Linked DNA regions of Homo sapiens: all the other regions are linked to region 3. Evidence: chromatin loops called from intact Hi-C (ENCODE). Cell type or tissue: B cell. All regions are shown on one strand. Region 1 overlaps FRMD8 (FERM domain containing 8). Region 2 overlaps RELA (RELA proto-oncogene, NF-kB subunit). Region 3 holds the start of ZNRD2 (zinc ribbon domain containing 2).

The links. A loop is a pair of places that touch in the nucleus more often than their neighbours do. Peaks named below come from ENCODE experiments on the same cell type or tissue, not always from the same donor. Only the 100,000 strongest peaks of a DNase experiment are listed, where the experiment ranks them.
Region 1: a loop joins it to region 3, with 17 times the contacts of the local background. A loop is called at or near these places in 9 of 110 quality-filtered maps.
Region 2: it touches region 3 in a loop (12-fold over the local background); 19 of 110 quality-filtered maps call a loop at or near these places.

What each region holds. Positions count from the first base shown.
Region 1 is chr11:65,406,582-65,409,081 of GRCh38, reverse strand. All of the region lies in intron 10 of FRMD8 (FERM domain containing 8), which reads right to left. Among named protein-coding and RNA genes, the nearest start is that of NEAT1, 15 kb to the left of the region's middle. In B cell, no CTCF peak of the experiment used is centred here; DNase peaks (open chromatin) are centred at 1,131 and 1,367; H3K4me3 peaks cover 736 bases; H3K27ac peaks cover 429 bases.
Region 2 is chr11:65,651,855-65,654,354 of GRCh38, reverse strand. RELA (RELA proto-oncogene, NF-kB subunit) reads left to right here. Exons shown (of 11, transcript NM_021975.4): 11 at 1-754. Among named protein-coding and RNA genes, the nearest start is that of MIR4489, 3.9 kb to the right of the region's middle. RefSeq lists enhancers at 1-274, 1,015-1,064, 1,075-1,554 and a silencer at 1,615-1,854. In B cell, no CTCF peak of the experiment used is centred here; DNase peaks (open chromatin) are centred at 24 and 1,514; H3K4me3 peaks cover 1,641 bases; H3K27ac peaks cover 2,500 bases.
Region 3 is chr11:65,568,659-65,571,158 of GRCh38, reverse strand. It overlaps ZNRD2 (zinc ribbon domain containing 2), which reads right to left and starts at 682. Exons shown (of 4, transcript NM_006396.3): 1 at 649-682; 2 at 404-555; 3 at 189-273. The coding sequence starts at 667. ZNRD2-DT (ZNRD2 divergent transcript) reads left to right here and starts at 746. Exons shown (of 1, transcript NR_038923.1): 1 at 746-1,939. RefSeq lists enhancers at 365-594, 605-1,324. In B cell, a CTCF peak has its summit at 966 (motif pointing right); a DNase peak (open chromatin) is centred at 988; H3K4me3 peaks cover 2,300 bases; H3K27ac peaks cover 2,500 bases.

The DNA.
Region 1 (2,500 bases), 160 kb after region 3:
ATTGTGTTCAAACACCAGCCCAGACAAGTTCCCTTTGGCTCGGAATGATTACACCCATTGTGGGTGAGGGCATGGGAGGCAGACACCATCTTCTCTGCTGGGGAGGGTACACCTGGGCACAACTTCTCTGGAAGGTGGCAGGTATGAAAAGCCTCTTCAAAATCAGCATATCGGCCAGGCACGGTGCTCACATCTGTAATCCCAGCACTTTGGGAGGCTGAGGTGGGAGGATCATTTGATCCCAGGAGTTTTGAGACCAGCCTGGGCAACATAGTGAGACGCTGCCTTGACAAAGAATTTAAAAATTAGCCAGGAGTGGTGGCTCATGACCTTAGTCCCACCTACTCAGGAGACTGCAGAAGGACTGCTTGAGCACGGGAGGTTGAGGCTGCAGTGAGCCTTGACTAGGCCATTGCACTCCAGTCTAGGCACTAGAGTGAAATCCTATTTAAAAAAAAAAATCTGCACACTTTTACATTAGCAAGGCCATTTCTAGGAAAGTATCCTGAGGAAACATTTCAGATTCTAAGGAAGGACTTTCCTGTAGGTGTGCTGTTTAGAAGAGCTGAACGCTGAAAACTGTAATGCCCACAAGCAGAGGACTGGGTCAAAATGAGCGTGCTAAAACCATGCCAAGGAATGCCACACAGTGGTCCAAATTACATTGTAGAAAAAGTTTGCTTTTTCTGATTATAAAACTTATTCTAGGGCTGGGCGCGGTGGCTCACGACTGTAATCCCAGCACTTTGGGAGGCCAAGGCGGGCGGATCACCTGAGGTCGGGAGTTGGAGACCAGCCTGACCAACATGGAGAAACTCCGTCTCTACTAAAAATACAAAATTAGCTGGGCGTGGTGGTGCAAGCCTGTAATCCCAGATACTTGGGAGCCTGAGGCAGGAGAATCGCTTGAACCCGGGAGGTGGAGGTTGCGGTGAGCCGATATCGCACCATTTCACTCCAGCCTGGGCAACAAGAGTGAAACTCCGTCTCCAAAAAAAAAAAAAAGAAAAAACAATTATTCTAAAAATTACAAGACTATAAAAATGACATGTTCATTGTAACAGATTTACGTGCTCCAAGAAGTACAAAGAAAAAGTCAAAGCTACAGCCGCTGACGGCCACAGCTGGGCCCGCCCTCCTCATGCGCATGGCTGCACACATGCTGTCCTGTTACTCATTTCCTTTTTTTTTTTTTTTTGAGACAGAGTCTCGCTCTGTCGCCCAGGCTGGAGTGCAGTGGCGCGATCTCCGCTCACTGCAAGCTCCGCCTCCCAGGTTCACGCCATTCTCCCGAGTAGCTGGGACTACAGGCACCCACCACCACGTCTGGCTAATTTTTTTTCTTTTTGTATTTTTAGTAGAGACAGGGTTTCACCTGTTAGCCAGGATGGTCTCGATCTCCTGACCTCGTGATCTGCCCACCTTGGCCTCCCAAAGTGCTGGGATTACAGGCGTGAGCCACCACGCCTGGCCATTTCTTTTTACTGAATATTATTTTGTGAACATCTTGCCATGTAAAATGTAGATCTCTGGCCGGGTGCGGTGGCTCACACTGTAATCCCAGCACTTTGGTAGTCCAAGGTGAGCAGATCACTTGAGGTCAGGAGTTTGAGACCAGCCTGGCCAACATGGCGAAACCCCGTCTCTACTAAATATACAAAACTTAGTTGGGCGTGGTAGCTCACCCCTGTAATCCCAGCTACTAGGGAGGCTGAGGCAGGAGAATCGCTTGAACCCAGGGTGCGGAGGTTGCAGTGAGCCAAGATCACACCATTGCACTCCAGCCTGGGTGACAGAGCGAGACTCTGTCTCTAAATAAATAAATAAATAAATAAATAAATAAATAAATAAATGTAGATCTTTGTTACTGCATTAAAAAACTTTTTATCATGGAATAATTCTAGATTTCTAGGAAAGCTGTAAAGGTGTAGAGAGTTCCAGAATACCGCCACAACTTCTCCCGATGACAGCATGTTCTGTCACCACATCAGAGCTAAGGAATGAACACTGACACAGTATCTGTTAACTAAAATTCTTTTGGACTTCAATAGTTTTTCCACAAATGTCCTCTCTTCCAGGATCTGACACAAGATGCATTTAGGGTATTCCTTTTTATTATTTATTTATTTATTTATTTATTTGAGACGGAGTTTCGTTCTTGTTGCCCAGGCTGGAGTGCAGTGGCGTGATTTTGGCTCACTGCAACCTCCACCTCCTGGGTACAAGCGATTCTCCTGCTTTCAGCCTCCCAAGTAGCTGGGACTACAGGCGACCACCACCACATCCAGCTAATTTTGTATTTTTAGTAGAGAAGAGTTTTCTCCATGTTGGTCAGACTGGTCTCGAACTCCCGACCTCAGGTGATCCACCCGCCTTGGTCTCCCAATGTGCTAGGATTACAGGCGTGAGCCACTGCGCCCGGCCAGGGTATTCCTTTTTAAAAACAGGGTCTCGGGCTTGGTGTGATGTTTCACGCCTGTAATCCCAGCACTTTGGGAGG
Region 2 (2,500 bases), 83 kb before region 3:
GAGCACTGGGTTGCAGGGGATTGAAGCCCTCCAAAAGCACTTACGGATTCTGGTGGGGTGTGTTCCAACTGCCCCCAACTTTGTGGATGTCTTCCTTGGAGGGGGGAGCCATATTTTATTCTTTTATTGTCAGTATCTGTATCTCTCTCTCTTTTTGGAGGTGCTTAAGCAGAAGCATTAACTTCTCTGGAAAGGGGGGAGCTGGGGAAACTCAAACTTTTCCCCTGTCCTGATGGTCAGCTCCCTTCTCTGTAGGGAACTCTGGGGTCCCCCATCCCCATCCTCCAGCTTCTGGTACTCTCCTAGAGACAGAAGCAGGCTGGAGGTAAGGCCTTTGAGCCCACAAAGCCTTATCAAGTGTCTTCCATCATGGATTCATTACAGCTTAATCAAAATAACGCCCCAGATACCAGCCCCTGTATGGCACTGGCATTGTCCCTGTGCCTAACACCAGCGTTTGAGGGGCTGGCCTTCCTGCCCTACAGAGGTCTCTGCCGGCTCTTTCCTTGCTCAACCATGGCTGAAGGAAACCAGTGCAACAGCACTGGCTCTCTCCAGGATCCAGAAGGGGTTTGGTCTGGGACTTCCTTGCTCTCCCTCTTCTCAAGTGCCTTAATAGTAGGGTAAGTTGTTAAGAGTGGGGGAGAGCAGGCTGGCAGCTCTCCAGTCAGGAGGCATAGTTTTTACTGAACAATCAAAGCACTTGGACTCTTGCTCTTTCTACTCTGAACTAATAAATCTGTTGCCAAGCTGGCTAGAGATCCGCTTTTTTTCAGCAAACACTGAGCACACATTTTGCTAGTCACATCAGGCCAGACATTGGTGGTAGAGAGCTGGGTGAATGCGTGCACTGTCCTCTGAGAGCTTGCAGTCTGAGAATGCCCTTGGAAACCCCGAGTTACCGTCCAGTGGATGAAAACGGGCAGCTAAGGCAAGAGTCCTAGCACACTGAGAGCCTAGTAGAGCCCGCTGGCTGTGGGGATGGAGCAGTTTCAGGAGTCTTCCAAGAGGCCCCATTAGCTCCAGGTCTTAGATCAGCTGAGAGTGGATGTCAAAGAGGGACTAGCCAGCGTCAGAGGTAAGAGAAACGATGTTCGAAAGATGTGATGGGGCCAAATTCCTTGGGTGGCCCAGGGAGTGTGTGCTTCTCTTGGGGAATGTGTGGTGCCAGGTAAAGATCTACCCGGCCCACCGATGCTTTGATACTCTGTTCTGGGAGGAACGGTGAAATCTTCAATCCACAGCCTCAGGAAGCCAAAACAAAGGCCCAGCCGCAGCCCACAAGGGCTACAGCTGGACGTACTTCCGCTTTGCCCCAGCGCAAGCGCAGCAGCAAAAAGCGCTGGCCGGCGTGGGCCCCCTTCTCGACTGCGCAGGCGCACAAGGAGCCCGCAGCAACCGGAGGCCGGGTCCAGCGTCTGGGGAAAATCCCCGCCGAGGCCGATGGCGTCTTCGTTTGGGCTTCGCACCGTCGCGGGAGGACAATAGCAGGGGAAAAGGAGTTATCGTCAGCGGGACGCGTCCCAAAATTCAGCGAGTCTCCTAGGAACAGAAAAGGCCCTGGGTGCAGGCTCCGACGGGCGGCGCCGGCGAGACGGCAGGCCAATTCCGTCGAGGAAGTGGCGTTTTCCACGGGGCTCCGGCTCCGGGGGGGCGGCCAGGGGCGGGGCTTGGAGCGAGGGCGGGCCTCGGCGGAACTCCCACGCGAGGGGCGGAGCCCGGGCTCGCGGTGGCCAGGTCAGGACCCGGGCGAAGCTGCCGGGGAGCGCCTGGGAGGCGGGGTCGGGGAGGAAGCGGGCGGGGTGAGAAGGCTCCTAACGCTGAGGAAGCCGACGGCTGAGCTGCGCAGGGACCCCGACCGGAGGTCCGCGACCCGAGGCCCAGAGGGAAACCAGGGAGCCAAGGCCCTGCAGCCCAGGCTGCGCCTCCCTCCTCTTGGCTTTCTCGGTCCCGCGACCTCCCGTGACCCACGAAGACCTCTCCTGGTTCTTCTCTCATTCGTGAATGACCCCATCATGCTCATGGCTCAGCAGCTCCAAGTCCTCGTATCCAACCCAGATCTCTCTCCCCTGCGCACCAGCCCCTGGACATCTCCACTCTGACGTCCTCGGGCCTCTCAAACTCATCCTGTTCCAAATGACCTCAGCCATCCCCAGCCTGCCTCTCCTTTTCCCTGTCAGCCCTGGCCCTGCCACCTTCCAAGGGCTCCAGCCGGAAACCTGGCCACTACCGTAGATGCCGCCTCTTCCCTTAGTAACTTGCGTCCAGTCCTTCCACGAGGTCCTGGAAAATCTGCCCACTTCTCCCCACTGTCACTGCTATCACTGAGTTTAAGTCACCACTAGACCTCCCACTGGACTGCGGCTACAGCCGCCTCCCTGCAGCCAAAGAGCTCTGACATCCAGATCTCACCCCATCAATCTCCCTTCAAACATCAACCACAAGACCAGATCCGAGTTTTCTGCAGACACACCCTCAGTGACCACAGCCTTCCACACTA
Region 3 (2,500 bases):
TGCTTGGTGCTCTTATTGAGTTAAGGGTCCTCTTTAGAGCCTAAAGGAGAAATAATTTTACTTCTACCCCACCCAGAGACTCCACTGTCACCTCTCAGCCCTACTGTTCTCGGGCCTCTATCACCACTTAACCACGCTTCCCCCCTAAGCATATCCGGCCCCTCTCCCGGATTATTTTTTACTCTTACCGGGATTATCTTTATCCACGTCTGAGTCGAGTTCCTGACAAGCCACGCAGTAGATTTTCCGCTGTTTGTCTTGGAGGAGGATCGTCTACGGACCAAAAAGCACACGGGGCCGGAATGAGACGCCGGCAATGGGGTCCAGAGGGGAGGGCCGGGGAAGGGCTGAGTGGCCTGGCCCGCGGACCCATCCCCGGTCACTCGCCCGAGTCTCGCCTCACCCCGCAGTCCGCACACGTCTCGCCCAGCATGCGGTAACCGCGCAGCAGATAGTCGCCCATGAGCCGGGAGATGCGATCTTGCCGCTCCCGTCGCGCCTGCAGCACCTTCGTCTCCGCCTCAGTCGGGGGCTCCCAGGAGAAGTCGTCGACTTCTGGGGAAGAGAGGCATAGGGACTGGGGGTCTTGCCGGAGTGGGCTGCCTCCCGTACCTCACAGCCACAAACCCCTGCCGCCCAGGTCCTCACCAGCTCCGTTCAGGGCCATGTTGCCGTTGTCACCGCCGGGCTCACAGGAAGTGACGTCAAAGCGGAGCGCCCTCCGCTGCGGCTCCGCCCGTTCCATAGCTGCCGCGGATCAGGGCGGACGTGACGCCTTAGCGTGGTCCTCAGACCTCGCTGTGCCCGGGGTGGGGCGTGTCGGCTGCTACCGAGAACCTGCTCGGGGGACGCGTCCGTCAACCGGAATCCAGGGGACAGAAGCTTCCGACGCGCGAGGCCTCGGGAGGAGCGTCTCCTTGGTAACTCTCCTCCGGTCGCAAGACCTGGAAGTGGCCTCAGGGGGTCGCCCTTCCTGTCCGTCGTGGATGAAGGGGACCACTTGGCTTCAGAAATCCCCGCTGGCCTCCGCCTCCCCTGGGGTTTCCCTTTCGGCGCAGGCGGGGCAGCGGCGTCATCACAACCATCGCCACCCCAGTAATCACAGCGAGCGGCCCTTTGCGCACGCGTGGAGCCTTCTCAGGCCTCAGTACTTCTCACTTCGCCCGGCAAGGCTGGCCAGGAGGGGTGCATTCTCCCTTTCCGCGTATTTCAAGACCACTCCCCTTCTGCATGCTCGGTGTCCCAGTCTGTCTCCTCGCTGCCTCCCGAGGCCTGGAACTGAAGCAAAGTTCGCCCCGAAGCCGACCGTTCTTTGAAGTTGAAATCCTCAAAAAGCCTGCAGACTGAATAGCGCTGTACTGGGCACGCGCATTGCGCTTCCAGCCGCCCTTGGGTGCTGCGTGCTGGGCCGGGTCGGGTTGGGGCCTTCCTACATACTCTTGCGACCATTAGGCTCTTCTTGGGTGAGTTGCAAGTTAAAATTACCAGGGCTCTCTGAACATGGACCTTGGTGCTTTTTTTCTCTCTCCCTCTTCCGTGTTCTTTTTCAAACGCATCTTCTCCCTTATTAGATTCAGAGAAGCCAGACAGGGCAGGCAGGGGTCCTCAGATGTGCAGTCTGCAGGGCCTGAGGTTGTACACCAGGGCAGTGGAAAAGCAGCTAGGACTTGGACTTTCACAGTTACATCGACATTCTCCTCTTCCGGATGGCACATGCCCCCTCAATCTGACCTGAAGTCCCTTCCTCCTGGCCCCCTCTTCCTTCCACGTAGAACCCCTGGAACTGTCATTCTTGCTGCCTCCTGCTTACGTGGAGAGCCCTGTGTCCCTTTCACATCTCCATCTACCAGTCAGGCTCTTGGGCAGCAGCGTACCTGACTTAGGGCCTGTACCACAAGTCGTTTCTATCAGGCTGAATAGAGCCACCGTTTTTTGTGTGTTTGTTTGGTTTGGTTTGTATTTTTTGTAGAGATGGGGTTTCGTCATGTTGCCCAGGCTGGTCTCCAACTCCTGGACTCAAGTGATCCTCACACCTCAGCCTCCCAAAGTGCTGGGATTACAGCGAAGAGCCACAGCACCTAGCCTGAGGCTGACTAGAGGAACTGTCTCTGAACCATCTCTTGGACTCCAGCCTGTATGCACAGACCCCCAGGTTATTACCGTCTCCAGCTCCCAGCCCTACCCTGAATTCCTCAGTGCGCCGACTATGTCACCATCATGGCCAATATCCACTCAACTGTCTATTCTGCCTCGCACCTACAAAGAGCCTTACATGAGTCCTCTCACTTAATCTCTCCAATTTACTCCTCATGACAACCTTACATATCCCCACATAAGCAGGAAACTGAATAATTATTTTAAAATACAGTGTCGTTCTTGTACTAAAAACCATCTGGCTGCCCGATACTGTGGCTCACGCCTGTAACCCCAGCACATTGGGAGGCCGAGGCGGGCAGATGTCTTGAGATCAGGAGTTCAAGACCAGCCTGGCCAACATAGT